2 separate regions of the Homo sapiens genome follow, and region 2 is linked to region 1. A link is an interaction called in ENCODE POLR2A ChIA-PET data of the cell type or tissue named here. Cell type or tissue: OCI-LY7. All regions are shown on one strand. Each heading gives the region's core, and the rest is flanking DNA. Links, peaks and the distances in the headings are about the cores only.

Region 1 (15,801 bases), core at 3,618-11,617:
TGTAGCTGGCACTGGGATGGGCACAACAGGAATGCAGCCATACTTGACACAAAGCTCCACATTGGGCTGGGTCTCAGGGAGAGGAGGAGAAATTATTGCCCACATCTAATCAGAATCTAGATCACAAGCCATCAAGGGTCATACCTAGATGCTTTTAGAGACACACAGAGGTCTCAGAAACACTACCCTCTCTCCAGCATCAAATGCCCCCAGCCCCACCAAGTACATGTAACACAAGGCTTTGCAGCAAAGAGCCTGCAGGAGGAGGCTGGACTCCCAGCTCAGCCTGAGACTTGCTATGTGGTCCTGGGCAGATTACTTGGCTTCTTTGGGTCTCGATGCCCTCCTCTGAAGGGAACCATACTCGCTCTGTGGATGCCATGTGTCTGGTGAAGGCCTTCAGATGCAGAGAATCATCTGGGAAGTTACGATGCAGGTCAGGGTGAAAAGGAGATTTGATTTGTAACACAACTTAGGAGTGGGGCTCTCGGGCTCCTCAGCAGTCAACAGCAGGTTGGACCTGGTGTGCTTTTAAGGTATCTTCCAACTTGGATGTGCTGGGATCCTGTGCCCAGTAAAGTAGTGAAGTAGTCGCCACTTGGATTCAGATTCATGCTCTGCCACATACAAGCTGTGTGACCTTTGGCCACGTTGCTTAACCTCTCTGAGCCTTAGTTTTCTCATCTATAGAAGTAGGGACATCTACAGAAGTAGGGACATCTACAGAAGTAGGGATACTTAAAAGATTGTAATGGTTGAAATAATGTGTGTGACGCCCTTAAGGGTGCCTGGCACACTGGTAAGTGTAGGGGAAACGTGGACTATTATTGCTGATATATTATTTTATATCATTCTTACAGCAACCTCATGGTTTAGCGATTATCGTCCCATCTATTGCCCTTATATGTGAGGCTCTGGGTGACAATGAGGACCTGTCTACAGTTCTTCATCCAGTACAAAGGCAGAATTTGAATCCAGGTCTTCTGACTCCTGACTCTTCTCCTTTCTACTGCACTCTGTTTCAGTCTGGAGAGAGATAGTACAGCAAAGATGGGGTGAACACTCAGAAGGGGGGGCAGAACACACACACACACACACACACACACACACACACACACACACAGTCTGCCCGTGCTAAGGTCTCAGCGAAATTGTAAAGAATAATAACAGCTAGTCTGCTTTTGTGTATATGAAAGCCTCCCAAAAGGAATTGTTCTTATCTCCATTTTATAAATGACAAAATGATGTTTAGAGAGGTTCAGAAATATGCCACACAGTTGTGCAGAGTCCTTGATCTGTCAGGTTCCAGGTCCCAAATCCTTGATGCTGGGCCAGGCTGCAGTAAGTCAAGCTGGTATGGCCTTTCTGGGTCCCCTCTGGCTTTCCAAGCCTCTTTTCCTCACCAGTCACTCCCAGGTCCCAGGGCACTTAAGCCAGCACCTCACCCTCTCTGTCCAGGAAGCCTCAGAGCAACCAGCGGCCCTCTCCCTTGGCCTTTCCTGGAAAGGCCCTCTGGGTCCGTCCCTGCAGGAGCCTCCTCCCTCCTAGCTTGTGCCACCTCCTGATGTTGAGCTGCTTACAAGTCACACTAGCATCATGAATGGTGCGAAGTGTGTCATCACCCCTGCCTCTGCTTCCGTCAGAAACCTTAGTTGTAAATCAGCAGAATCTTCTGAATATCCTTAATCCAGAGGCTAGATCTAAGGATAAGAATGGCAGGGATCAGCAGGCAGTTGAGGAAGATATCTGGGCTGGAGAGTGGCTGGGGCAGTCTTCAGGTCATGCCTGGAAATAACCTCTTGCACAAGTGGATCCTGCCTAATTTGCTGAGTGCTTTCACCTGCATTCCCCTGCTTGCGCCTCCAGCTCCCCTGTTCAGGAGGCTGGGCAGGTGTTGCAGGCCCATCTACCAGATGCAGAAACCAGGGCTTACCAGTGCCTAAGATCACAGAGCTGGTAAGAGGAAGGTTCTTCAGCCCCAACCCTGAGCATTTTCAGTTCCCCAGGGGCTTTGTCTAGGTAGCATTGGGGCAAGCACTCCGTCCAAAAACCTTCAGCCCCAAGATGTTGGAGTGTCACTTGGACGGTTTGCTCCCTGGTGAGGGGTCTGGACTTGGCTCTTTCTCATGCTGGCATAGCCTGTATGCATGAAATATCTGTGGGGGAGAAAGCAGGGTTTACTGGTTGGGGAGCAGCTTCAGGGAGCTGGTGGTTCTCAGAGAGGTTTGCCCAGCCCTCTCACACCAGCACATCTGGCTGAACTGTCCTGAGCCCAGCATTCTGCAGCAGGTAAAAAAGCAAAGCAAAAGTTCATGTCAGCCAAACGCGGTGGTTCATGCCTGTAATCCCAACACTTTGGGAGGTCAAGGCAGGTGGATCACTGGAGGTCAGGAGTTTGAGACTATCCTGGCCAACCGTCTCTGGTGAAACCCTGTCTCTACTAAAAATGCAAAAATTAGCAGGGCATGGTGGTGGAGGCCTGTAAACCCAGCTACTCAGGAGGCTGAGGCAGGAGAATTGTTTGAACGTGGGAGGCGGAGGTTGCAGTGAGCTGAGATTGCACCACTGCCCTCCAGCCTGGGCAACAGAGTGAGACTCCATCTCAAAAACAAACAAACAAAACATTCATGTCAGCCAGCAAAACCTGGAGCCATACACCAGCTCTGATTTTCCTTTCTGCCTCCTATCTTAGACCCTTGGGTTGTGGATATTGGTGCTGTGGAGGCCTAGGGTCCAGGCTTGGTCATTTACCCTCTCTGGGCTCTATCTATAAAAACAGGGTACTTGTGTCTCCAGAAAGCCCTTCTTCACCTCTACAGCCCCTCCTATCCCCTCTGCCCTGCCCTCCAGGTCTCTCTGTCACACACACAGACTCACACTCTCAGGTGCATTCACAGAAAAACACACAGACAACATATGCAGACTCACACACAAACATAACACACACAGGCACATTTACATACACAAGCAGGGACACACTTATACACACACCCACAGACACACAGACATATGAAGACAACATTTCTTGTGCCACATCTGCTCTCAGTCACAGGCTGGAATTTTGTAGAACTGACCTCAGTGTCCCGGTTCAGTGATCCTCAAACATGACTCCACATTAGAATCCTCTGGGAGCTTTTAGACCACACCCCAGACCCATCACATCACAATCTCTACAGGCTGCTTCCAGACATCAATATTTTTTAAAGCCCCTAGGTGACTTCAATGTGCAGCCACGGTTGAGAACCAGTGACCCCCAATTTATTTCCTCACCTGGGAAGGAGCCCCCTAGAGTGAATTACAGAGAGGCACCCCAGCACCAGATGCAGAACTCACATTTCCAGGCCCCATCAGTCTCCCTCCAGCTTGCCTAATCAACCCTTGACCCTAATTGCCCACAGCAAGGGGCAGAGTTCCATCACCACCAGCCAAACCTCTACTGCCACTTTAGGGAGAGAACTGAGCAAGAATCACTTTCTTTCATCCACGTGTTGGGGAGGGATGTTTCTCAGATTGGAGGAGACCACCTGCATGAGAATTCTTGAGAGCTTACTAAAATGCAGATTCACAGGCCCCAGCACACACCAGCTGAGTTGCAGTCTCTAAAAGCTGTGCTTGAAGCCTGCTGGTGACACACGGTAGGCTAGTCTGAGAGTCAGAAGACCAGGGGTTGAGTCCTAGCTCTGTCCCTGACTTGCTAGGTCACTGTTGGTGGGTCTGGCCTCTTATCTGTAACCTCTTGGGGAGTCTCATGAAAAGCAACAAAGTCTGTCTGAAGGAAGACTTTGCAGGCACAAGAGCGCTGTATAAGTCGGTTACTTTATTGTTATTGTTGGTTTTGTGCTTGTCATTTACACTCTCTGGGTCCTGCTATGACCTGACGCCTCAGTGAATGAATGCGGGTGGAGAGCTGGAGGGCTGATAAGCCCTGGAGATGCTGTAAAAATAGCCACATGCTGGTCATGCACAAGGTGTGGGGTGAGAGTGGTGTATCTATCAATGTCTCTGTGCCCTGCAAAGCAGGGATGATGAGCAAGGCCCTGTAATTATTATAGGGATGTTCTATTGCTCCAGCGAAGCCTGGACTTGAATGAAGTCTTGGAGAGAGGGAAGAGGAAGGCAGAGGAAATGGAACATTTTTGAGCACTAGCTACATACTAAGTAATCCATGAGGCACTTTCACGTATCAGTGCATCAAGTTCTCATGCTCAGTTTTACCCCCATGAGGTGAGAAAATGGAAACCCCAGAAGAGAAAACAGAAACTCAGAGTTACGACCTGTCCCGAGTCACTCAGGCAGCAATGGCAGGGCTGGGGTTAGAACCCAGGAAGGTCTGTTTCCTGAAGCCCCGGGTGTTCCCATGTACCACATGGCCCTCCACTGTATGAGAGCTTGCAGGCTTCACAAACAGCCTCTCAGCCTGCTGGAGGTGTCCAGCCTGAAGCCCAGAGCCCTTGAAGGATCTTTGCCCATGTGATGTTGGGGGATCACCCAGCCAGACCCCTGCCCTGCGTTCCCTCAGCTTTCTGGGGAGGATGAGAACATCTGAAGTCAATCGCATTCTAACAACACAGGGTTTCAAAGATAAAGATCAAAGGCAGAGGAGGTCAAAGAAACCAATGTCAGATTCCCCCCAGATTAAAGCAAAAGGAGCCGCACTCCCTGCAGGCTGAAGTCTCCAGGACGCCTGCCTGGAACCCGAAAAACTTCTCCAGCCTAGACTCTCAGCATCTGTCAGCTAGTGCTGTGGTAACAGAGGGCAGGTCACAGATGGACAGAGTCACACAGAACGGGTCAGGGAGTCCTGAGAGGGAGAGAGAGAGAGAGGGACAGAGATGGAGAGAGACACACAGGGAAAGCAAGACACAGCGAGCCAGACAGAGATGTTCAGAACGAGGCAGAGAAGAGAGACAGAGAGAGAGAGAGAGAGAGAGAGAGAGAGAGAGAAAGCAAAACAGAGAGCCACAGATGCAAAGTGAGGTATCGAGGCATAAAAATAGTGTCGGAGTAAAGCAGAGGCCAAGCCAGGCTGGGAGAAATCCTGAGCGCAGGACAAGGCTGGCCCCGGAGGCATCAGTGTGCTGTTGTGCAGGCAGAACTTTCCACTGATCACACCCCCTGCCCGTCAGCCCATCCTTGATCTGCCGTCCTTTGCCTCCACGTGGAGGCTGGCCTGATGTCTAGATGGAAGGCCGAGGCTCCCAGGCAGAGGCTGGCAAACAACCCACCAAACAGGCTGGAGGGGCCCCCTGGGGGTCAGGAGGGCTGCGGGGACCTGGGTCCTCAGGCCCCTTAGAGACTGGAAGCCTCCCACCCCCTACTCTGCTCATGGCCTGGCCAGACCTGCAGGGCCCCCATGGTCCCAAGCCCTCCCGCTGTGGCCTGTGCCTTACTTTCTCCCCTCTCCCTGTGTGCACCAAACTTGTGAAGCCCAAACCAGCCTTCCCCTCCTCCAAGAAACCCACTGGGATTTCTCCAGGCTTCTTTTGTCTGCATTGCAGCCTCATGGTTCAGTGATGCAGTGTTTGTGTTCTAAATGCCGTGCACAGAAGTTCTGTGTTCCCTCTTTCCATCTCGATGTCAAATCCTCTTCCCTTTCCTCTTCCCTCCCCTCCCCACCCAGGCCTCATGGCATGTGCACTAAAAGGCTTCCATGAGGTTCTGAAATGTGCTCTTTTCATTCAGAGAGTGCTCATTCCTTGACTGCCTTCAGCTGATCCTCAGTTCGGAGGGTAGGAAGCAGAGGACAGCGTCGTGCCCAGCCGACCGGGGAAGGAGGCCCAGGCAGGAAGCTTGTGGAGCTAGCAGAGCAGGTCTGAGGCAGGCTCAGCTCTCAGCCTTTTGTTATGGACTGCCCCCTGCCTCCAGCCTCTCTTCCTGAACCTCACTCAGGGCAAGAGTTGAGCATCTGCATTAGGCGGAGGCGGGGTTATTCCACCTTGCTGGCCTGGCTCAGACCTAAGAGCCTCATCCCCACGGGCCCAGCCTGCAACCTGGCCTGAACCTGCTCTCTCACTTCCCTTTCTCAGTGGTCAGCACCTGCTGAGCTCCCCACACCCTTGTTCCCACCCCTGCCAGGCACACCCTCTTCCTTTCCCCAGAGGCCTCCTTCTGGGCTGGTCCTGCTTGGCCAAAGCCAGAGGCAGGGCTACTCAAAGTCCAGTGGGGGGAGAAATGTGAACCCACAACCCACCCAGAAGGAGTGAGAGCCAGGCCATCGGGGACCCCCACATTCGCAGCAGTAGTTTCCCCACCAGACTGAAGTGTGTCTAGGGCTGGGGCCATGCCTGCTGGTCTCTGTATCTCCCAAGCCTAGCCCAGGACTTGGCACTTAGTGGATGCTTGGACAATTGCTGAGCAGGTGAAGAGGGTCCAGGCAAAAGACTGAAGCCCTGACAGCTTCGAGCTTCCCTGCCTTCCTTCCTGCCATCATGATGCCAATGACAAAGTGATGCAAAATAAAAATATCACTGAGCAAAGCACGAACAGCGTCACAGCTGATACCCACAACAACTCTGGTGCCCAAGGCACAGGAGGCTTGGTGACTTTCTCAAGGTTCCCCAAGCCAGTGAGTGGGGAGGGCACAGTTGGACTCTGAGTGTAAGCTCTTGGGCACACTGCTGGACCCCAGGAGAGGCGGGTTCTCACAGCTCCCCTGTGACCTGAGGTGAGTTCCATTTCCCCTCCGAGCTTCAGGCTCCTCGTGTGTGAAATGAGGTCTGAACTCCTTGGGTTCTTCATTCCCTTTTCTCGGTTAACATTTCCTAATAATTTAAGGGAATGAGATCACCTCCACCTCCCTTGATTAAGATTCATGCAATAGTTCGAGGCAAGACTCCTACCTTCAAAGATCTTACAGTATAGTGGGGGTGAGACATAGTCTATCTAATATTCAGACAGTGGGGCTGTGGAAGCCTCAGGGAGGGGAACTGGAGGCCTTCCTGGAGGAGGACGGGATGGGGTGGGCCCGCAGGGAGGAAGCATTTGCCCTGTGGATTTGTCAGGAGGGGAGGGGTGGGTGTGAATGGGAGTGTAGTTGAGAGGAAGAGTGCAGGAGGAGGACACCGGCCAGCTGGAATGGAGAAAGCCATGAGTTTCTAGCAATTTCCTTTTCCAAGCCCCTCTTGCAAGTGAGCATCTTTAATTTATTAAGGGACTGATTTGAAATCATCCTCCCTCTCTCCCTGCCCACACTCCACCCTCCACTGCCTATATTTCCCCTGACCATAAATTTCTTTTTAATGACAGTTTAGAAAATGAGCAAATCTCTAGTGACACTTTTATCACCCCCAGGATACTTTTAATAAGAGGTTTCGGTAGATTGCATTCTGGGAGTGGGGGGAGGGGGAAGGCAAGACGGTAGCTTCACCAACCTGCGCAGAGCTGTTCTCCCCGGTCCCAGCCCTGCAGCCCCCAAAACCACCCCTCTCCACCCCACCCCTACCTGGAGGCACCCCCTGACCTAGGACTGCAAATCCCTGGGTTCTAGCCCCCATGCTGACAATCCACTCACCTCGTAGCCTTGGGCACATCCCTTTACTCCTCCTCTCCCTCCCTCTCTCATCTGTAAAATCTTGCCTATGTGCAAGAGATAATTAGTGCAGACCTATTAATAATGGTTAAAAGCAATTAGCTGCCGACACTTGGTGCCACACCTAGTTACTCAGACTGGCAAATCGGGCCCCAGAATATTTCTCAAACTACAAACAGGGCCAGCTCAACTGGATTTGAAAGCATGGCTCTAACCACTCCACTGGTCACTGGGAAGTGTGTGTTGCAGGCCTCTTTTTGTGCTCACTCTATGTTAGATGTGAATGTACTGGAAAATCCATGCGGCACCTAAAATGTGATGTCTCCTTCAAGAGTTTTCAAATGAGCTGGGCAAGCAAGAAAAGCTGCCCAGAATAAGGTTGTGTCGGAAAGATAGCCTGACAGGGCTAGGAACAGGGTGGGGCAGCACAGGGGCGGCCCATGATGGATCCCTAGAAAGGGGAGATTTATGACATGGGATTGACTGGGAAGGGGAGGATCTAGAGGGAACTGTCACAGTTCAGGAGTAACAAAAATGCTGAACAGAAGCCATGAGCAAGGCCTGGGAAAGAGGGCCATTTAAGGAAAATCAACAGGATTTGGGGGCTGGCTGGATATGGGGCATGTGAGCCTTGAGGTTTGGAATAAAGGCAACGGGAGGTTCACAAAGAAAGGCAACCCTGGAAGATGGCAGTCCATCATTGAGTGACCTGTAAAATGATTCGGTCCATTTTAAAACACACAGAAAAAAAAATTGTTTTCTTTAAGAAACACACTGTTGAGGGCAATTTGAATTACAGTTAGTCTGGGAAAGGTGACTCAAGCCTGTAATCCCAGCATTTTGGGAGGTTGAGGTAGGAGAGAGTCACTTGAGCCTAGGAATTCGAGATCAGCCTGGGCAACATATTAGATATATATTAGAGACCCTGTATATATATATATAAGGCATATATATGCTTAAAAAACAAAGAGGGGTTAAAAGTTAACTGAGTAAAAAAGTAATTTGGGTGATCTGCGTGCTTAGGGATCTTGACATTTACTGAGCACCTACTATGTGCCATTCACTGTGCTTTGCACTTTGAGGAGCTGGTGCACTGGAAGAGTTTATTGCTGTGTACAACTTTCTAAATGAGAGCTATCCTGCTTCTTATCTTTGTTATTGAGCAGAAATCATTATGGCCATGGATAGGAAATGAACATTTAGGGCATAGAAAATAATGATAGTAGCTAATAGCTCTTGAGTACTTACAAGGTGCTAGACAGTGCTCTAAGTGTTTGCATGTGTTAATTTGTTTAATGTCACAAAAATCCTAGAAGGTAGGTGATATTATTATCAACCTCATTTTATAAATGAGAGGTTGAGTGCCTCTCCCAAGGCCACACAGTAACTGCCAAGTCAGGGTTTGAACCTGGTAGCCTGACTCCAGTGCTCACGAATTCAACTACACTCCAGACAGCAGCATCTTGTCTGTTTCTAACCCTGAAGAGGAGTCAGTAGCAGTGGGGGTGACTTTAGAGAAGGTTCCAAAGGGTCCCCTGAGAGCAGACTGTCTCTGAAGACAGGAAAGTCTTGAGGGGAACCGATGTGAAGTCTGGATTATCAGTTTCTCACCACACAAAGATGCAGGAGAAAAACCTGGGGGGCTTTAACTGCCTTTCTCAAAGGGCTGCAGGCAGGGGCCCGAGGGTATGCCTGGCTCATAAGGTGTTCCTGGCCTGGAAGCAGAGCTGGCACCAGGAAACAGAAGTCTGGAGAGGGAAGATTAAATTCCATTTAACCTTGAATTGGAGACACATACACTGAAAGAGAGGTGGCTCTCGTTCCGTTTTTTCTTTACATTTGCTCTAAGTGTATTTGAAAAGGCCTGAACACAGGACAGAGGATGACACAGGAGTGAGAAGCTATAGTTTTGCTACCCAGTGTCTGCAGGGTGCTGGGCACACCACTGGCCTTGCTGAACCCCGGTCTCCTGGCCTGCGAAATGCAGCAAAGCATCTTTATCTCAGAAAGCGGGGAGCCTGCAACGTGTTTAGCTCCTGGCCCAGATTTGGCCTTCCGTATTCTGTAATTGGTAGCTATTATTATTATTATGGCTATAACTATAGATCATTAATTTACAGTTTAAAAATGCTTCACCTATTTCATTTTACACTATTATTTTACTGAAGAATTAAATTTTTATGAGAAATTCTCCTAATTGGCTGGATTCAATGTCATCCCTGCTTCTTGCAGCACAGACTGGCATTACCAGCCATGACATCTCTCTGCCCACCGGGCCCCTCTTCTTCATCTCGTACCATCTACGGAGGGTCAACTCTGTGCCAGCACCGTCCTGGGTGCTTTGCAGATGTTCTCTTCAATTCTGAAGACAGCTCTGCAGACAGGACTTTTTCCCTACCTTGCAGATAAGGAAGTGGAGCCTCTGAGAGTTTGGATGGCTTGCCTGAGGTCACACAATTAGGAAACACTGAGCTGGGATTCAGGACCAAGCATGTCTGTCACTAAAGCCCAGGCCTCCCAGCTGGCAGATCCAGGGCTTAGGGGATTCTCTAGAATGGAGCTGGCTTTGCACAGTGGAGACAGTGACCAGCTAACGGCCCTCCCAAGGACAATATAAGCTCTCCAGAGATGTTTCCCTTTGGGCTGAGCAGCTCCAAGAAACCCCAAAGAAGCATTAACCAGGGGGATGCCACCTCCACTCACCAAGTGTCCCCCAAATGGCAAGGGGAGCCAATTCCTTCTCTGGAATCCCCATGTCCTTGTCTCCCTGGCTCCCATCCTGGGCTTAGTTGCCCATGTTCAAGGGACCAGATGTGATGCAGGGAATGGAGCCATAATAATCCCTTATACTTGCCTGGCCCTTGTAATTTGCAAGAAGCCATTTCACATACCCCATGGCCTCTGAGCTAACAGGGAGGTGGTCACCCTGTGAATAAGAACACGGGTCCTTGGGGCACACTAACTCAGGTTCAAGTCTCTCTTCCACCCCTTCCTTGCTGTGGAGCCATGGGAGAATCGCTTCACCTCCCTAAGCCTTGCTCTCTTTACCTGAGGAATGGGGAAAATACCCGCTACATAGAATCTTTACGAGGGTCCACTGAGGCTATGCATCTATACATATGCATTATGTTTATTTACATAAAATCTCTCTATTTACATAAGTCTCTTAGTAGCCCACAAATAAATAATAAATACTGATACATGGTAATGCTTTAATACATTCATGTTAACTAAGCATAGCCACACTCAAAGGAGGATGATAAGAACTATTTTTTAAGCCAAGACCTCATATTTTGTTTTATTTTCCACTTTGATCATCAACTCACCTACGAGACTGTAAGGCCTGTGAGGCCAGGGCCATGTCTGTCTGCTCAGGACTCCCCTGAAAGCACTTAGCTGAGCCAGGGGCTCAGCTAATCCTTGTTTGAACTAACTACCTTGTTTAATCCTCACAACAGCCCTTTGAAGTAACAGGTATTATCATCCCCATTTTATAGATGAAGAAATGAAGTTTCAGAGAGATAAACAGGGTCGCAAAGCTAGAAACGGTGGGATTAAAGTTCAGACTCAGGTTCCTGACTCATGAATCTGTGCCATGAGCCACATCATCCTGCCTGGGAGTGATCTTTCTCTTGACAGACGGAAGACTAGAACCCCACTTCCCAGGGCTTCACGCCCTGAGTGCCCCCCATCACATGAGAGAATGTGGGTGGGGTGGCCCCAAGGCCCAGCCGCTCAGCTTTCTGGGGAGCACCAATTGGTCAGTTGCCTGAGAGGTCCCGCGATAAAAGCTTGCGGATGAGGAAAATGACAGTGCCCATCACATCCATGTCTCCACATGGCAAGACTTAAAGCAGTCCGGGGACACCACACACTTCTGTTTCCCCAGGGAGCCCTTCCTCATGGAGCTATTTCCTCCATAGAAGGGAGCCCGGCCATGCCGGGGGTGCTCATCTGTTCAGGAGGGAGGGCAGTGGGCTGCCGTGAACTGCGGGAGCCACAGGAGCTGCAGCCCTGGTCTAGGCCAGCCAGCCTCGCTCTCCCTGGAGTCTGGAGGGAAGCTGTCCTTGGGAACCCATCAGGCCTTATGTTAACTATCAAGTACTTGATAGTAACTGTTACTTTGCTGGCCTCAGGGAGCTGGAATCACTGGTTGAAGACCATTTGCCCCATGAGAAAAGAAGCAGGCATTGAAATCCAGACCTATCTGACTCCAAGTCTAGTGTTCTGGGGCCTTCCCTAGCCTCAATCTGTGTATTTATGATCAAGTGCAACCCAAGAGGGCTCTACTGCACAGGGACATCCCCTTGAAGCTACTGCCCCCTTGCTCAGAAGGAGGGTGCTGAGGGCCTCAGGAGAGGAGGGGGTGTCACTCAGGGGGAAGAAGAGGCAGAAGGAGGCTGAGTGCTGTGAATGTCATGCTCTCCTTCCCAGCACCTCAGTCTGGCCAAACATGTTTTTCTGGCTTCTGGTAGTGCTGGGGAGGTGGAGGCTGAGAGGTTGTGTGTGTGTGTGTGTGTGTGTGTGTGTAATAGCACACTAGATTGGGAGCCTAGGAACATGGCTCTATTCCCAGGCCCTGGTGCAAAGAAGGCAGGGGACCTGGAGAGTCACACTTCCTCATCACACTCTGTCGCATCAGGAAGGCTAGCTAGGTGCCGTCTGAGGTCCTGCCAGCAGCCCCACCATCTTCCTGAATTGCTAACCTGAACAAAGACACAGATGCTGAAGCCTGACTGCCTGGGTCCAATCTCAGCTCTGCTACTGAGCAACTGTGTGATTATAGGCAAGTGAATTAACCTCTCTAGGCCCTCAGCCTCTGCTACGAAACAGGGATAATGACAGCCCCTGCTCTCGTGGAGTTGCTGTGAGGATTCAGTGAGTAAATGCATGTAAATCAGTAAATGCTCAGCAAATAGTCACTACCATTATCATTACTAGCCAGAGCCTTTATCCACAATCCTGAAATCCCAAACACTCTGAACACAGAAAGCTTTTTGAAAATTCATTTGGCAACTATTTTAAGTCTTTATTTATCCCATGGACTGTGAATATTCATTAGTTTCCCTGCAGAAGTGTTAGTGAGTTTGATTACAGGACACTGTCCCAGATCATGCTGGGGTGACAAAATTGTGGCATATCCACCATATTCCATTTCTGAAATCCAAAAAGTATTCTAAATCTTGAAACACTCCCGGCCTCAAGGAGTTTGAATAAGGTATTATTGCCCTGAGCTCTCTCTTTCAATTCTTTCAATAATCCTGAAAAGTAAATGCCCTTTATTCTCATTGTACAGACAGAGAAACTTAGGCTTGGAGAAGTTAAAGAACATGTCCTGGATGCCATGGCAGGTACACAGCAGGGCCCAGACTCAAGTCCTGACCTCTGACTGCAGACCTGATGGTGTTCCCCTCTGCAGGCCTCCTAGGTGGTCAGATTCCCAAGGCTCCCGAGAGCCTGTGTCTGGTTCAGTGCTGTCCCTCAGAGAGCTGAACACACCCCCTTGCCCAGTGAAGGTCCATCGAATGAACAACAGCATCCATGAGCAAAAGACATGGAATCCTCTTGGATGGGCAATCAGCTCCCCAAGGAGACTTGGAGAAAAAAAGGTGAACTCAATGAGAACTGTTCCCCTAGGAGCCTCCTAAGGTGCCCTGCCATCTGTGCCCAAGATGGAGTCAAGCTTAGTTGGGTCCGTTTCTGGCTCTGCCCAAGCTCACTTGCAACCGGACCCTAAGCCAGTCCCTGACCTGCTTGAGCCTGCATTTCATCATCCCTGTGGATGAGGGTAATAACAATTCTACCTCATATAGCCACTGTACTTGGCAGGGTCTTGGGGGCAGATTTGGTGAGGGGACCCGGGGCCTGTAGCACTCAAGGACAGCTGGAGCTGAATTGACCAGCTTCTTTTCCCCGGGGACTTCCTGCCACCTTCTCCCAAACCCTGGGAAAATGTGCTCCTCCAGCCACCTATGAGGAAATTCCCAGTGCCCAGAACAGGATCTTGCAAGCTACAGTTGAGCCTCCTCTCTGCAAGGCCTTGGAGTCATAGCTTCCTCCTAGGCTCCAGGGAGAGCGAGACGAAAGAGACCATGGCCACAGCACCCGTGCCCCTTGTCCACCCAGCTCACTGCAGCCCACAGCTGCCCTTCCTTCTGCCATGCACCTCCAGCAGGTGCTCCCTTCTGCAGAGTAAAGAGCCCCATAAGGGGCTTCCCTGGAGACACAGAAAGTGTGTGCTGGCCCCAATCTGCTTTAGCTCTTGCCTTCTGGAGACATGGTCTCAGTGGGCACAAGGTAACTTTGGACAGGTTTCCAGTTTAATAAAAGAAAGCTGTTTCTGTTGTCAGTTGAGCCTGCAATTCCTGCTTCAAACAGCCCCTTGAACCTGTTTTTCCTACATGTTGGGGTCCCCCAGGGGCCTTCCCCACTTGCCCACATGCCAGAACCTGGCTCCTCCTGACCATGCTTACCCAGCATTCGCTGCAAGGCCCTGCCTGCCTTCCCTCCCAATTCCACTGTTGAAATACAACATCCATCATGTTTCATTTGCCTAATAAGCCTCAGTCCCCATTCTGCTGGGTGATTAACCAGTCAGAATACCATGAGATCCCATCCGGCGCTTGGCAATCGCCACGGGAGGGGCAACCTTCCTCCTTTTGCTACCACCACCCCTCCCCGCATCTTTCTTTTCAAATGACCATGTGATTCCATTAAGTTCCGTGTGCAATAGCAATCATTCTGGAAAAACTGATTGTGACTCTCTTAATGACTGCTTGGTCGGATGTTAATGTAACGGGGGAAAATTTACACTGTCCTGCTTGCTGCAGCCAGAGCTGAAAAGGATTCCAGGCCAGTGCAGGTGGGGCATGGATGCAGGGAGGTGGGGCATGGATGCAGGGAGGTGGGGCATGGATGCAGGGAGGTGGGGCATGGACGCAGGGAGGTGGGGCATGGACGCAGGGAGGTGGGGCATGGACGCAGGGAGGTGGGGCATGGATGCTGGGAGGGTGGGGCATGGATGCAGGGAGGGTGGGGCATGGATGCAGGGAGGGTGGGGCATGGATGCAGGGAGGGTGGGGCATAAATGCAAGGAGGGTGGGGCATAAATGCAAGGAGGGTGGGGCATAAATGCAAGGAGGGTGTGGCATGCACCTATGGCTGATTGGCAGAATTTTATTAACAAAGTAATGTCTGTGTTTCTTAGAAAGGATTTCTCCACCTGTCAGGGGTGTCTGGGAGGAGCATGGTCATTCCCCACCCTGCTTTGGGGGCCCTACCCCTGGTGGCAGGGCTGGGGCCTTGCTTCCTTGCCCTGGCTGTGTGCCCTAGGACATATTACCAGAAGGACATATTAGGATAGAGCAGGAGATCCAGTCAGAGGTCAAGAGCTGACCCTGCTCTGCTGTAGCTGTGTGACCTTGGGCTAGACACCCACCCTCTTGGCAGCTTCCCACCGGAAATTAGTACAAGCCTGTGCCCTACCTCCCGGAGGCACTTTTGAGGCCAGAGGCAGACATTGCCAATCCAAGTAGCCATCCCCTCTGCTCCCTTCTTGCTAGCAGAACCCAGGCTGGGGTGCCAGGTCCTGCAGGACAGTGCAGGACTCCTCTCCAGCCTAGAGAGTAAAAGGTGCTCAGTCCAAGCCAGCCAGTGGTGGGTCAGGAGAGGCTACAGGATGCCATTCTGGCCAGAAGGCAGAGAGCCTACTGGGGCTTCTGGAAAAGTGCCTCTTGCTTCTAAAAAGTTACATCAAGAAGGGACATCTTGCTTCCTGCTTCTGGACACTGCTATGTGACAGTGTGATGCTGGGAGCTGCGGTGGTGTCTCACAAGCTTCTCACAAGCACGAAGGGATGTACCTGAGGACCAATGCCAACGTGCAGGGGATGGCAGGGAGAAAGAACCGAGAGTGCCTGGGTCCTCGATGGCATTGTGGAGATGCTGAATTAACTACAGCTGGAGCTGCTCACCTCATCCCCAACCTCTTCTGAAGGAGGAGAATACATTTGCATGACTGTTCAGCCAATCTGAGTCAGGTTTTCTGTTATATGCGGCCAACAGTATCTCTGTAGAACCTACGCAGGTAGGAGTCTTCTTTAAATGGTAAAGTTCTGAGCAAATGTAAGTGCTGGTGTTATTCTTTTAAGGGCTGTAATTAGAACCTAAATTGTGTCAACCATGAGGGTCAGGATGTGGCAATGATGAGCAGGCGAAGCAGACATGAAATGCATGTGCAGGGCGGGCAGAAGTACCTCCTGGGAGAATCTTGTG
Region 2 (15,801 bases), core at 2,583-10,582, 160 kb after region 1:
GAGCCTAAGTGCAATTTACAGGAAATGTTAAATAGCCTTTTATCTTTACAACAGGAAGCTGGGTTGTGGCCGAGGGTCCCACATGTGAGGATGCCAGGCTGGTTTGGAACATAAGCCCTGCCTAGAAGATGAGACACATGGTGGGCTGAGGGTCAGCAATGCTGGGAGCCGGCCTTGGCCTCACGCTTGCATTTGTTTATTTCTTTATTTAGTAGGCATTTTTTGAGCTCTCGTTATGTGCAGGTCAAATGCTAAGCATATTTAGATGTGCCTAGATATAGAGACACATTTAGAAAGAACGTATCTTCACAACTGCAGGCTCCCGGAGGTGAGGGCTGGGGTCTCAGCCAGGATCTGAGTGAAACTGCAGAGTGGCTGCCCCTTCCTGGTGTGCCCCTCCACTTCAACCACAAGATGCTCTGAAATTTCATGGCCCATTGGCTCCGTCACACTCCCCAATGCTGGCAACCCAAGCCACTCCTGAAACGCTCAACTCAGAGTTAGCAAAAAAAAAACAAAAAACAAAAAACAAAAAACACGTTTTCTCCTTTTTCTTTACCTCCCATCTGCCCCGGTTCCATCCTCAATGCCAGAAATGGGCCTGGTATATTGTCCCACTCCCTGCATGGGAAAAGAGGGATGGGGAGGACAGCAAGAGAGAGTTGCATTTGAAAAGAGAAGTTTTGTAGGGCCAATGTTCAATCCAAAGGGATGACCGACCAATATGAAGCTGCTAGGCTCCACAGTCCATTTTCAGATTGAATGATGCGGAAGGAGTGGTGTCTTTCCCTGTGCTCAAGTCTGCACCACCCTGAGACCTGGGCAACAGGAGCCAGGGCCACCTCTGGCCACACCGCACCTTGGCGGTAAGGGGTCCATAGGATCCATGGGTAAAAGGGGAGCCAGGGCCACCTCTGGCCACTCTGCACCCTGTGGGGAAGGAGTCCACAGGATATACAGATAAAGGGGAAGTAAAGATCATCATTGCACTGCATAGAAGTGCACTAGGGAAGGGGACCACGAATCCATGGGTAAGGGGGCCCTGCTCACTCCAAGCTGATGGCTTTTCCTTCTAGATCACAAGCTGGAGTCCAGGACCCCCAAATCATGCTTCCTGGGCCTGAGCGAGTCTTCTTCTATATCTGTCTCCCTGAGGTCTGACCACACCACCAATGACTGCAGGCCCTGGGCCCAAGGGGTGGCTCGAGGGGTGGTTGTTTGTCAGGGGAGATGGACTATAGATGGGAATATCCACAGGCATGAAAGTGGGGTGGAGCCAGCATGGGCTGGGATGTCTACTTACCTTCTTGCTCCTGGCCCTGTAAATGTTAGAGGGCTCCAGTCCTGATGCAAAGTACAGGGGCATAACGAAAAGTGCCATCATGTCTGCGCTGTCATCAATGCTTACTGTGGTTATCAATTCACTAAAACAGACTCTCTCCAGCCTAAAATTAATTTTTTTTGAATAAAAGTAGCTTTTTGAGATGGGGGACTTAAATATATACTGAGGGCTGGTCCTGTGTGGGTGCTGGCCTCACAGAGCTTGCTGCTGCTCAGGAAAGATGGGTGTGAGTGAGAAATGCCATTTAAAGGAGATGCAGGATTGCTGTCAGGGGACCTCAACTAGTGTGAGTGATCAGGAAAGCTTTCCTGAGGAAGGGATGTAAGGTTACAGATGGGGAAACTGAGGCTCAAAGGTGCTAAGTACATTAAGCTGAGTGGCTGTGGTGATTAGATGTCAATCTTACCAACTCTGGGAATGATGCCTTTTCAAGTATGAGCGGGGACACCACACACAGGCCTGTCTGTACATAACTGTCAACAATGTATACCCATCATTAGATTTTGGCATATCCTCTGCACATATGCACACACACACACACACACACAAACACAAACACACACTTGCTTCCAGTCTGAGTTTGGTGACAAGTCTGAATGGCAAAGAGACACTGGGCCCTGCCCTCAAGCCATTTGGAAGAAAACTGGAACCACCAGCCAGTTACAATACGTCCTCTGCACGGAGCTTTGAAATCTGAGGCTGGTCTCAGCCAGCCTTTTCCTGCCTTGTGGTTTTTCTCCCCTGGGTCTCCCTGGGGAACCAGGCCCTGCTGTGAGGCTGGATTTGATCAAAGCCCCCATAAACCTGAGCTGAAGCCACAACTCCCCGCATTATTAAAGTGTTTAATAACTTTCCAGGACTCCTCCCTCCCAAAGACCCTGAAAGGCCTCTTGTTCCTATTCACTCTCTGCCTTTTAATGGGAGGAGAAGAGGGGCGGTGGATGGATTTGATTTCCCTCACCGAGTTCACAATCATAATCGCCATGTTGGTAATTTCCATGTTCTGGAAACCTCCTTACAGTATAACAAATGCCCTCATTACCGTGTTTGCCGCCCTTAATGCAGTTTTAAACACGCTGCTCCATTTCAGTCAACCCGCTACGTGGCAAATAAGTTGCTGTTGGAGCTTCCTGTGTGCAAAACAGGTCTCCGGCCTGCTGGGATGCAGAGATTTCAATCTTATCTGGCAAGCAGAGTAATTTGAAATTTAATCATTTTTTCCCCAAGCGAGAATGCCTTATTATTACTTTTTAGAGAAAAGAAGAGACCTGGAAATCACTCTCCAAAATTTGGGGGTGGAGGTGGAGAGAGACTGTACCTGAACTCATGGCCACATCATCAGGGATCACTGAGGCTTCTCATCCAGGCATGGGGCAAGTTCTTGGGTGAATCCCTGTGGCCCTTTCGGCTGCAGGGCTGGAGCAGGCAGAGTTGCCCAGGGCAGAGCCAGTGGGGGCAGGCAGGTCAGGAAGCCGGTGGGCATGCCCTGCAAGGCCTCTCCCCCTACGGACTCTCCCCTCAGCCAGTCTTCCTTGTGCTCAGAATTCCACAGGGAAGAATTTTTTTTCTCCCTTGTTGAAGGCAATCATCTTGAAAAGATACTACAGCATGCCAGGGTTAGCCACCAGGGTCTCGGGGATATCATCCACTTCCCCGACTCATCAAGGAAGTCTGCTTTCACTGCAGCCTGCAACGGAGTGAGAGAAGCAAGAAGAATGCAGGAAGTTTTTGATAAAACCAAATTACGTTTGTGGATCAGAAAGATCAGGAAGAATTTTCCTTAGACGGGCTTCCTGCTCATTACATTCAAACCTGGTAGGGGAGAAACAAGGTTGGAATGTAGTGAGCAGGAAGCTTGTCTAAGGAAAATTCTTGCTGTCATCAGCTATGTATACTTCTAAGTGGGGGATCTGGTTCTCATCGCTGTCTGGCCAAAAAAAAATTCTTTCCTATCTGGAATACACTCCATAATCCTTTGCATGCAATTATGAACGCACGATACATTGACAGCTCATATAGGAAGAGAATCTGATAGACGGTTTCCCAAATTTGGCATCAGTCTTAAAAATTGCATTACCTAAGAGCAATGAGTTATGAAGCTGACAGAAAAGTTCTCCAAATGATCAATAATATAAAATAAAATGCCATGGCCAATCCCAAAAGGAAGACAGAACGGGCCTTCTATTCTCTCTATTTAAAGAAACACAAAATTATTGACATAAGAAGAGAAGAATCAAAGACTATGCAGTCAAAAATACAAGAAAAAAGTGTCTTAATGGCATATCAGTGAACACAATGAAATATAGTGAGGTTTTTTTTTCCTGGATTTTGTCACGTTTGTGTTTTCACCAGCTTTTTAAAATGTGATTTGTGATGTGTTGTGATTTCTTACTCTAATACTCAGTCTCATGTCTAATTTTCTTTTTGGCATTTGACGTTCTTTTTCTTAAAGAGCATCCCAACCAAACCTGGATGCAGTCTAGGCAGAGCAGCTGGGGCCTGCTGAGAGCCTGGATGTGGGTGGGAGAGAAGGGTCGTCAAGGACAACTCCAAGGTTATGTCTTTCCAATATTCAGATAGTAAAAAAGAATCCCCTTATTTATAGAACAATGGGAATAATGAGGTTTTGAAAATGACCTTACTTGGCAAAGGAAACAGTTGGCCTCTTATGCTGGTGTCCCATTATATTGCATTTTGAATGTCACTGATCTGTGAAATCCCAGGTCAGAGCCGGGCAATGCAATGACTGAGCAGGATTCCTGGGCAATGAGTCCTACGAAGTGTCACTGGGCGGGAGGGCTGAGGAACAGAGTTAGGCTCTAAGAAGGGACACAGACTTGGCTGAGTCAGCTGAGCCTTGGAGGGGCCCAGGGCGCAGAGCTAGGAGAGAGTAAGGACTGTTTCCTAAGGGCTGGCCCTGCCTGCGTCTGGTCTCCTCTTTTACAATCGCCAGCTTGGCTTTGTCCTAGCAGCCTGACTCACATATAGATGCTACCTGCTCACACCTTAGTCCCCTTGCCACACCTGCTCCCCTCCAGGCTCCAAACTGGTTGTGGTTCACTCTAAGGGTTTTAATTCTCAGATTGTGTCTCCATTTCGCCTGAATGCCATCTCTTTGGACTCCTCGGCATCTTTGCAGACAGGCAGGGTGGTGTCTCGCTCGCCTCCAGTGCTCTTTATCATCCTAAGTCTCACCCTGGCTGGTGCTGATTCAGGGCACCACCTGGCCCAGGTCACTTGCCCCCTCTGAGCACTGACAGATGACAGCATATGGCAAAGGCATACGAAACTCTCTGCCCCCTCTCCCCAGCCAACGTGAGGTCAAACCACGACCACCTTGGAGGACAAATTCATCCTATTTAAAATCATCGCCAGTTCCACTGAATTCTTTCTGCCCCCCAGGTATGTGGGCAGCTGCCCAAAGATGCTTACTGACCCTCCACCAGTGCCATGCAGTAGATTAATCTGGAACAGTGGCATTGCTAATGTGGTGGTGGGAACACCACAGGTCCTTCAGCACATGCCCTTGTTCAACCTCAGCAAAACAGCCCTCCAGTCCTTGAGCCCTTCCTGTACAAGGAGGAAGTGAACTGAAATTAAATAATTAAAGATTGACAGCAAATACTTCCATGATGCTATTTATGTGCCAGGCTGTTCCAAGTACTGAAAATAAATAAACAGCTTCCTTACCCCTCACATCAACACTGTGATATCCCATTCTGCAGAGGAACCCTGAGAATCGCTCTCATGTACTGAAAATTTACTCTGTTCTGGGCTTGCTAATAAATACTTTCTGTCTGTGCTAACAGGAATCTGAGTCCTTAAGTGCAGATGTATAAGAAACACACTTCTTTATTCCCGTCATCTTAAATCTGAGTCTGTGGTTCAACATTCCAGTGTGGTGAGGAGTTTTATCAGTTATTCTTGCCATCCCATCCCTTATCCCCTCCCCACTAGGGAACTTTAGGTTCCTGCATCTCATGTGTTTCCAGAACTGAAGGAGGGGCCTTGGAGGCAGGCCATCAGGTACTGTTCTGGGTGAGCTCCTAAGATCCCCGGGCTCCCAGCCATTCCCCACCTCTAGGCTGCATGAAGGGCATGGGGTCTTCACTAGGCAGGCAGCTGCCAAGCAAGCGCCAGCCTCCTCGAGTCTTCCCAGGACCATACCTTCTGGAGTTGTGCCATGGTGGAGCTGGGTGAGAACACTCACTGCCTGGGGACCCACCCACTGAAGTCTAATCCCTGCATGGGCCAACTCCACTCTTTTTCCTCTTGAGGATCTCAAAAGCATGCCCTTCTCATTGTTCCTTGCAGGGCACCCAGAGTACCTACTGTAAGGTTGGAAACACAAGTCAAGAGAAACCAAATTTAACACGTGATGATAATGTTATACAAAGCCTGTGTGGCGCTTTCTCATTCTAACCCTCACAGCAGCCCTGCAAGGGGGGTATGCTTCTTATCCCCACTTCAAGGATGAGAAAACCGAGGCTTAATGCTGGTAAAACACAGGCCCCAAAGTCTTACAACTCCTTACGTGTGCAGCAGGAAGTGAATCCAGGTCCGTCTTAATCACACCTCAACGACTCTTCCAGTTTCTATCTTTTGAAAACTACTGAGTCTAACACTGAAAAAACCCCAGGAGCAGGCGTCCCCTCCCCTGCTCTGGCCGGGTCATCCATCAGTGCTCCCCTCTGGGGTCTGCACTGGGCCTGCTTGGGCTATTTTCTGTCCCATTCAGCAGCACAGCTTCCCCTCCCTTCCTCCTCCCAGAAAGAATTGCATCAAAGACTCAAATCCTCTGATTCCACCCAAGAAGAGGATTAGCTGGGCCCTGTCCCAGAACTCTTATGAGAAGATCCCCTCCCATGTGGGGGATGACCACCCCACTAGGGAACCAAGATGTGGGGTGGGACCATGCGGGTGCTCAGGGGAAGGCAACCAGTGAGGATGGGGTGCCTCGAATGGGGAGCTAAGCTGCGGAGGTGGCAGCCAGCCCCCAGGAGCTCCCAGGCTGTGAGTGGCCCTCCCTTCTAATATTTTCTTTGTGATTACAAAGCAGAGTTTCCATGAGTCTGGCAGTTGGAGGGGCTGGGTTTGGCAACAGAGACCCCACTGCCTAATTAAATGGAAGGTGCAGGGAACAGGATAAAGAGATGTGTCCCCCCGCCATGGAGGTGGCTGCCTCCCTTCCTGTGTTACAGCTGGACTCTGCCAGGATGTTTTCGTGAGCTCAGACACCTGTTTTAATTTAGGTGCAAGCCAAGGGGATGCAGCGATGGTGAAGGAGGCTGGCCAAGACAATCCTGGGAGTCCATATTTACCCCCAGCTCCCTCCCCAGTATCCAATGGCTGCAGAGAGTGGGCTTGTCTGGAAAGGGAAGGCCTATTGCAGGAGGGGAAAGGAGGGCTGCTCTGAGCTCAGGTTTGCAATGAGGACTTTTTCAGGGCTGGAATTGTAGGCTGAAATTTTACATCCTCTGGATAAAAATTTATTTTACCAGGAGAAAAATGGAGAAACAAGCCTGCAGAAGGGAAGGGTCTCTCCCAGGTTACAGGGCACTTTCATGGCAGAGTTGGGACCTCAAGATCAGGGTCCTGCCTGTATCCCCTGAGAGTCCACATTCAGTTGGGGGGCAGTGGAGAGGGGATAAACTGAAAGAATGTGGGTGCTGCTGGAGAAACTGAGGGGTGAGGAGAGGATGGGAGGAAGGGCTTTGAATTCAAGAGGACAAAGGGATGGCAGAGAGGCCAGGAAACCAAAGACAGGGTCGCTCCCACCACAGAGGCCCGTCATGCTCAGCTTTGTGCCCTGAGGAGGGAGGTTTGAGGTAGGAGAAACCCTGGGGAGACTATGAGGAGGTCAGTGACTGAAAGGGGCGGTCCTCAATGAGTCAGGCCGAATGCTGGTGGGCTCTGAGACCTAAGAAGCCCAGGCTCATCCCTCCCTTTCGCAGGCGAGGAGACTGGGGCCCTAGGAAAGCAGCCCGCCTGGGACCCTCCATGGGGGAGGCAGGAGGTGCAGGACAGTCCCTCACAGCTCCATATGGCCTGCAAGGGGGCGGTGAGGGCTCCCTGGTGGCTTTCTTCTGTGGAAAGACCAGAGCTTCCTTTTCTCACCTCAATCCCTGCTTTTATTTCCTCCTCCTTGCCCCTGGTGGGGAGGGGCACTGGTTAGACAGAGTAAAGTCAGGACAGTCTCTACGTCAGCTTAATACAGCAGCAAAGTGATGCTATACAAAAAGCTTTGCATAACCAAGGTCTTCCCTGAAGCCTATCTGAGACCTAAAGACCTGAGACCCTCTCAGGGCAGACCATGAGAACTCCTGACCAGAGGCAGGAAGGCTGTCGCCATCCCCGGTGAGGAGAGGAACAAAGAGAAGTGTCCCAGCGATGGACAAAGGGACAGGGAGACAGTCCAGAGTCACATCTATCCATGCAGAGCACCCGGCAGGTGGCTGAGACAAACTTCCCAATCAGCAGGAAAGGACCTACCAGTAACGAAGGGCACAGGGTGACTGAGTGTCCTCGTGGAAATGGGACGGTTCTGCTCTGAGCTCTCATTACACACACAGGTAAATTCCAGCTGGATTACAGAAAATATAGGAGCATAGCTAGGTGATGCCAGGGTAGGAAAGATTCCTTAGCAAGATACAAAATCACAAACCACAAAGGAAAAGGTTGGCAAGTTTAGCTGGCTACAAATAAATAGCATGCTCCCCCCAAAAATTATTTTTAAATAATGAAACATCAAAACAAAGCTAAAAGACAAGCCATTGACTTAGAAAAGACAATTTCCCAACATTTTATATGGAAAATTTCAAATACCTCAAAGAATTGAAAGAATACCCACATCCCCACCACCCGGATCATGGACAGGCAAACTATGGTCCATCGGCCAAATCCCGCCCACCTCCTACTTTTGTATGGTCTGCAAACCAAGAATGATTCTTAAATGGTTTTTAAGTGGTTGAAGAAAAGAAATCTATAGAAGAATGATATTTTGTGGCATGTGAATATTATATGAAATTCAAATAGAAGTGTCCATAAATAGAATCTCACTGGAAACAGCCAGGCCTATTTGTTTATGAATTGTCTACGGCGGCTTTCATGATGCAACTGCAGAGTTGTGTGGTTGCAACAGAGACCATACGGCCTGCAAAATGTGGGAGATACTTACTGTCTGGCCTTTTAAGAAAAGGTTTGCTGACCCTTAACTCTGATTCTACCATCAAGATTTTACAACACTTACTTTATCACGTACTTATGCAGCTATGAAAAGAGATATTTGCAAATGAGCTATGGCAAAAGACTACCACTCAAAACACGTTGAGAAGGAAAGAGTCTGGACTTCCTTGGAGGCAGCCTCAAAGGCACATGAAAAGGACTAATGGGAGGAGTCATGGCCAATTGGCCCCTTATCTGGATTCTGTGTGCATTTGCAATTGTCTGACATTGAGACTATTCATTATCTCTCCTATTATTGTTTTTCTTGGTAATGGACTCGGCCAGTTGAATGTTGCAAACATATTAATTTCCCACAGTGTGTAGTTGTATATTTGGAAGGTTGTTTGACTAGTGTGGACGTTGAGCTCCAGGGAGGTAGGGTCCATGCAGCACTGTTGTGTGCCTGGTGCCTAGCACAGTGTTGGGCATATTTTTGACCTCCACTGATATTTGCTAAGTGAACAAATACATCAATCTCTGAAATGAGAGATGAGTCACCATCCCTGTTTCACTAAGCTATTGCTTTTGCTTCCCTGTTATGGGACTCTCTGGCCCATCCTGTTGCCTGGAGCAACCAGGGGCAGCCTGACCCCCAGAGAGACAGGAGGGGAGGTGCCAACTTAATTAGTCATTTATCTTGGTAGGAGCCGTAGGGATAATCTGGAATGTTCCTTGCACCTGAGGCACTGTCAGACAAGTAAGGACAGTGCACCATTCTCACAAGTTACCATAATGCAAGGAAGAAAGGGAAGCACATCCTTTAGGATGAAGCGTGGGAAAGGTTTTGTGCAGGTGTTAGCTATACCATCTTAGCTTTCTAGGTAGCGCCTGTAAACAAGCTTCAAAATAGTTGCATAAAAGGAAATGTGATTGCAAACAGGCGTCTCAAAATGCATACTATGGTCTACTGTTTCTGAGTAACATTTTTTAAAAGGAATAGAAGAGCAGTCGGTTTAGGGTAGTGAAAAAGATCAGAAAAGCAGTGTAATTGGCTAATTCATGAGAGGCTGGCAAGACATCCAGGCTCCAGATGCCGATTCCTCTGCCATCTCCGAAACAGTGTGTGCTGTTCTTTCGTGGCAAAGATGCCTTCTCCAAGCACTGAAAATTAACTGGGCATAGGCTTGGAGGGGCTGTTTTGGTTACATTTTATTTTTTCATTTTGGCAGGCTGGAGTGTGCTCTGCCTGCTCATCTAACATTCATTAATATGGGAGAGAAGCATACATTAGGTATCTATTATTTGCTTCACTCTGGGCCAACAATCTCATTATTCCTTTTTACAAGAATACAGTAGTTTTGGGCTTCAGGGGCTGCTGGGCAGAAAGGACTTCTGACTGGCCAATCATAATAATCCCACACTCACACTCCTTGCCAGTGACAAGTTTAAGAACGATCAGGTGACTCAATTTGGGTTGATGAGACTTGAGGGCACATCTTCTGAGCTTCTGGGAAAGGTTTCTTAGGAATTTCCTTTTAGGGTGATACTAATGTTTTGGACCTTGATGTGGGTGGTGGTTGCACAATATTGTGAACGTACTAAATGCTGCCGTATTGTACACTTTAAAATGAGTCCTTTTTATGTCATGTGAATTTCACCTTAAGGAAAACGAAAAATGGACATCAAGAAAGGTCCTTTGCATGGCTGGCCTTTTACCCTTGCCATGTGAGGATGCCAGCCTGGAGCTTCAGCAGCCATCTTGTGACCATGAGGACACTAGCCTGGAGACAAACATAGGTAAGCTGAGGATGGCAGAGCAGAAAGATGGAAAGATTTAGCCTTCATAGCATAGATGAGCTGGTGAACTCACCAACCCTGGGCTAGTCTTATATATAGTCTTTGAATATGTTATATGAGATGTTAAATACCTGGGCTATCAAAGCTGTTTGGAGTCAAGTTTTGTGTTACTTGCAGCAGAAAGCACTTCAATTATATATGGTCTGATCTGTTTCCCCCACTCCAAGGGGACAGGGCCCCCATCTCTGTTCAGCACCCTATTCCTACTGCCTATAATCATTTCTAGCACATAGTAGATGCTCAGTAAATATTTGTTGAATAAATGGGCAGGTATTTTACCTAAATTATTTCACTGAAATTTTATAATAACTCTGTGACATAGATGGTACCACTTGACTTTAAAGAAGAGGAAGCTGAATCTTAAAGAGATTCAGTAACTTGCTCAAAGTCACAGAGGAACAAATCCAAGTCTACCCGAATACAGCATTTCTCCTTGTTTTGGTCTGCCACGTGCCCTTCAAGTGCAAGATCATGGATGAAGACGGAGCAGCAGCTCGTGTCTGTGAAACTTATTATGTGGTTAGATAAAATATTTGGCTTTGTAAAAGGGCAGGCTCTAATGGCAGCTCCAAATGCTCACGTAACTTCCATTTGTATGATGTTGTAGACCTTACCATGTAATTAACATCGACCTTCTTGTGGCATTCTTACTGCAGCCCTGTAAGGAGGGTGGGAGGTGGAACTGTTCACATTTTAGAGATGAGGATGATATAGCAAGAGCAGGAGAATAAAAAACAACTCTCCTCCTCCATAATTATGAGAATCCAAAGGGTTAATGGAGTGAAAGTCATCTGTGAGTTGTAAGACACCGTACCTGGTGTGCAATTACTGCTGGAGCATTGGGGAGGGGATTTGGAGAATGAGATGCTCACAACTACAGTAATAGCCAGCAATTGTTAGGTCCCCACTATATGCCAGGCACTGCATTCAGCACTTTACACTGAGTATCTTATTTAATTTCTGCAGCATTATTAAGTCGATATTGTTATTCTAGATTACACATGAGCCAACTGAAGCCCAGAAAGTGATTCTACCAAAGTCACACAGCTACATGTGGAGGAACCAAGACTTGAGTCCAGGCATCCTGACTCCAGTCTGACTTAGTCACTATGCTAAACTGTTCACCTGGTCCTGATCCTTTGACAGGTACCTGTGGTCATTGATGCAACCCATCAAGTAGGAAATTACTACCTTTCCCATCACCTCCAAGGATGACCAAAAAATGGCCCCAAAATGAGATGTGCCTCTATGGAGTGATTTGGGTCCTTGTCTTTCAGCCTGTCATTCCATTATAGCTTTGCTTTTTATTGTTAAATATGATTCATCATAAGAATTGTCCCATTCAAAAAGGAAAATGGCCACCTGTCGGGGGGTGGACCCTCCTTCTATTAACCAGGTACAGATGCTCCTTGACTTATGATGGGGTTATGAGGTGATGTCCCAGTAAGCCCACTGCAAGTTGAAAATATTGTAACTATAAAATGTATTTAATACACCCAACCTACTGAACATCTTGGCTTAGCATAGCCTACCTTAAACTTGCTCAGAACACTTAGGTTAGCCTACCATTGGACAAAGCCATCTAACACAAAGCCTATTTTATAATAAAGTGCTGAATATCTGTCATTTATTGAATTGAATACTGTACATTACATCAAAATTGCAACTGTTTCACATCATCATAAAGTCAATATGTCATGACGTTGCACCATCAGAAGTTGGGGACCATCTGTATAAGTTATCACCTTAGTTCATAGACTACGTAGGTGTAGCATGAAAGAGTTAAACCTCCCTCCCCACACATACACAGGGCACAGGGCTGCTGCGCTGGGTGGGAGGGTGCACTTAAGCAACCTAGAAAACAGCTTAGTATGAATTTGGGTACCATGTATGTAGAAGAAGTAGATTTCCTCCTCCTGTAAATAGCTGGGAAGGTCCACACACACCTCCTACTACCAAAATGCAAAAAAAAATAAAAAAAAAAAAAGAGAGACGGCCATTGTGTACCAGGGACCTGCAGAAGACATAATTGCTAAACTAGAGGACAGTCACACTTTCAGCTTTTGCAGCAGGTCTGAATAGTAGCAAATAGGAGCAAAAGCAAACAAAACTTCAGAAATACAGCTGATGAAGGCCCCGCCCCTGAAGCGTAGCTTTTGCGCAACTTTAGAGTAAGAACTCTTATGCCATTGTCAGGCCATTCCCAATACAGGTGAGGGAGCATCTGCTACAGTGTGGATCGGTCAGAATGGGGGCCAAGGTGGGCATGGAGAAGCAGAGGGTAATCCCCCCTACAGATGACAGAAGGGTGTTCCAGAGCAGTGGTAGGGCCTCACCTTACCAGGCTAAGTAAGGTATTTCTTCCTCACTCATGCATCCTAGGAGGTGAGAGTGCCATTGACACAAGATCCCCACAGGCGCTATAGCTATATATAGTTTGTTATTTTAGATCTATATGTATGTTTAAATGGTTGGTTAGAAACTCTATGCAGTTGATTCTATGGTCTGCATTCAGTCCTTAACTAATTCCCTTTTCTCTTTATAAAACCCTGAGCTTCAAGAATCATTCTTGTCATTATGAAGAGAGGTAATCCAGCCAGGCAGATCCTATAGCAATTACGGTTAAGGATCTGGTACCTACCCGTGGAAAATATTGGTGGACTTGTGAGTTGCTACAAACTAGTTGGATGGCAATTAAACTTAATGGATCAAACTCTTTTATACTTCTCAAGTTGGTCATTCTTATTCTGAAAATATGCACTAATAGCCCAATATATGGTGATGTTCCATGCACATCATTAAAAATAGCAACAATCTGGAAATAAGCTAAATGTCCAATAATAGGGGGTGCTCAGGAAAAGGGGTGCATCTCCTTATTGAACTATCAAGGAGCTGCTAAGAATTCTGCCTATGAAGACTGTAATAATATGAACATGCTTACAATGTAGAGTAAAAAAAAGCACTCAAAATGGAAAGCACATTGATTATAATTCATACAAAATTAAAATCACCCTCTACACTAGAGTGAAGTCAGCACCTGAGCTACGTTCATATAAGGATCTAGGTATTTTTAAGCCTGCTTGCTTATCTTGTGAGGTGAGGTCACAATTTCCATGTGCTGGTTTCCATGAAGGTTTGGGGGAGAAGTGCCCTGAGTGTGTGCACCCCAGAGGGGTGGGGTATTGGGGAGCCTGCATCACCTGCCCCCAACATTTGGATCCCAGCCCAAATTCACAGACCAAGCCTGAAGGAGTGAGAGCTACAGGTGGACACTGGGCACTGTTTTCAAGCAGCGGTCAGCCAGTTGTTCTGGTGTCCGGGTTACCAACTGTCATGTAGAATGGAGAACAGGCGCATTCTCAGCCTTCTTGGCAGAACCCCGCATGGCAGCTTCGTGGCTGGCTGGCTGCATATCCCTTTGGCACCTGGAGGTGTTGCTGCTCTCAGCGGAGGTGACGGTGAGGCATTTTCACCCCGCCTCAACATCTGAGGTCTCAGACATGGACATCACCAGGGGCAACACTAAAACATGACAGATGCTACACAGGATCAAACTGCCTGGCTTGTGAGCACACACGAGACATACCCACAGGACTCCAGGAAGCGTGTGTGTAGATTTGACGGGCAGGGCAGAGCCGGAGAAACAAAGTGACTGCTTGGGCTAGGGTGGCCTGCAGACATCTGAGTGACCTGCACCAAAAAGCCTAGAGGAAAACCTGTCGAAATACTAACAGTGGAAGAGGGAGGAACAAAGGGATTCTGGGCTCCAGAGTAGACAGATGACCTTAGCAGAACCCCTTAGAGATGGTAAATGGGGCGGGGGCGGGGAGGGGGTGTGCTGTCATGTGCAGCAAGAGTCCCTGAGTAGACTGCCATCCCCCTGCAAATAATGACTAGCGACAACCTCATGCCTTCCTCAATTCCCGCTGAGTTCCCAGCGTGAACCAGTTACTGCCCTAGAAACAAGAAGATGCAACCCCCCCAGGACCTCCCAGCCCAACACCACCGCCACCCTCTCACTCTGTGCTGCAGTCACTCGGCTTTCTTCCAGCTCCCAGCCACCTCAGGGACTTCACACGTGTGGTCCCTTCTGCCAAGAACACCCTTCCTTCCCCTCCTCCTGATTCACTTGACTCACGGTTCAGGTCTCAGCCCACACAATGTCCCCTCCTCCACATGGAGCTCATCTCAACCCCCAACCCCATCGGTCCCATGGTTTTCTGTGCTCAGCACTCCCTGATTTTTCCCTTCACTGCATGTCTTAGTTTATAATTTTAGATGTAAGTCATCTGATGGGCTGATGTCTAGCTCCCTAGCTAGACTGTGAGCTTCATGGGGGGAGGGGCTGGGCGTGGGCTCTGCACTGTGGCACCAGGGTCCAGCATGGGTGCCCAAGGCAGACACTAGGCAAATATTTGCTGGATGGATGGATGGATGGATGGATGGATGGATGGATGGATGGATGAGTGGGTGCGTGGATGGATAGGTGGGTAGGTGGGTGGATAAATGGATAGGTGGGTGGATAGTTAAATGAAGTATAAAATAACATGTTATGATGGGAAACAGTGAAAAGTTTAGTTGTCAGGAAGGAAGAGTGTTCAAAATGACCCTGGAGGGGAAGGAAGAGGCAGACGGAGCGGCCGCTGGTAAGTCACACCAAAAGCAATGATGAGTCACTGATGGAGTCCCAAGTAAAAGATGAAGGGGGTTAGTTCAGCACTGGGGGCAGAGGGGAGGTGACATCCAGGGGACAGCAAGAAGGAGACATAGACTACAAGTCTCTGGTGTCTATCCATCTTCTAGACCTTCAAGCCGGCCCACCTACCTCATGCCAGGCCACCTGTGCACTGCAGACCCCCAAGCTGCCATGCCCTTCCCAACCCCACCTTGCACCTGTGCTGATGCCAGCTCTTGACTCTACGTTGGGCCCCGGTGCTCCCTGGGAAGCTGGCACAGGGCTCCTGGCTCTGCCTATGGGGTCTGGGCCTGGACTCCCTGTCAAAGTCTCTGGTGAATGCCCTGGCCAGGTCCCTGCCTATAGAAGCCATGGAGGCCAGGACCTAGTGGAGACTGAAGAAGAGAAACCTCTCTGCTCCTCATACTTGTGTCAGAGAAGGCCCTGCCTCCTAAACACGCCCTGGGCCAGGAGCCTGGAGACCTGGCTTTCCCTGCCACCGGGCCCTCCGGAGCACCTGAAAGCACACCGGTAGAAGAACCAGAGCTAGAAGGAAGCTGTCTGAGTCTTCAGTGGCCACCGTGACAACATGTCACAGACCGGGAGGCCTAAACAGTAGAAATGAATTTTGCCACAGTGCTGGAAGCTGAAAGCCCGAGATCAAGGTGTCAGCAGGGTTGGGGTCCTCTGAGACCCTGTTCCTCGGCTTGTCGTTGGCCATCTTCTCACTGTATCTTCACTTGGTCTTTCCTCTGTGCGTGTC

The links. ChIA-PET counts read pairs that join two places held together with the same protein. Peaks named below come from ENCODE experiments on the same cell type or tissue, not always from the same donor. Only the 100,000 strongest peaks of a DNase experiment are listed, where the experiment ranks them.
Region 2: POLR2A ChIA-PET joins it to region 1 with 7 read pairs; 2 of 35 experiments call an interaction of 5 or more read pairs at or near these places.

What each region holds. Positions count from the first base shown.
Region 1 is chr15:70,005,279-70,021,079 of GRCh38, reverse strand. All of the region lies in intron 2 of LOC101929129 (a long non-coding RNA gene), which reads left to right. Among named protein-coding and RNA genes, the nearest start is that of MIR629, 66 kb to the left of the region's middle. RefSeq lists enhancers at 4,219-4,268, 5,675-6,178. In OCI-LY7, for the core only: no CTCF peak of the experiment used is centred there; DNase peaks (open chromatin) are centred at 4,319, 4,969 and 5,929; H3K4me3 peaks cover 2,180 bases; H3K27ac peaks cover 3,513 bases.
Region 2 is chr15:69,842,083-69,857,883 of GRCh38, reverse strand. It overlaps LINC00593 (long intergenic non-protein coding RNA 593), which reads right to left. Exons shown (of 5, transcript NR_026764.2): 5 at 14,917-15,801. Among named protein-coding and RNA genes, the nearest start is that of LINC00593, 15 kb to the right of the region's middle. RefSeq lists enhancers at 3,694-4,893, 7,300-7,815, 13,864-14,505. In OCI-LY7, for the core only: no CTCF peak of the experiment used is centred there; no DNase peak of the experiment used is centred there.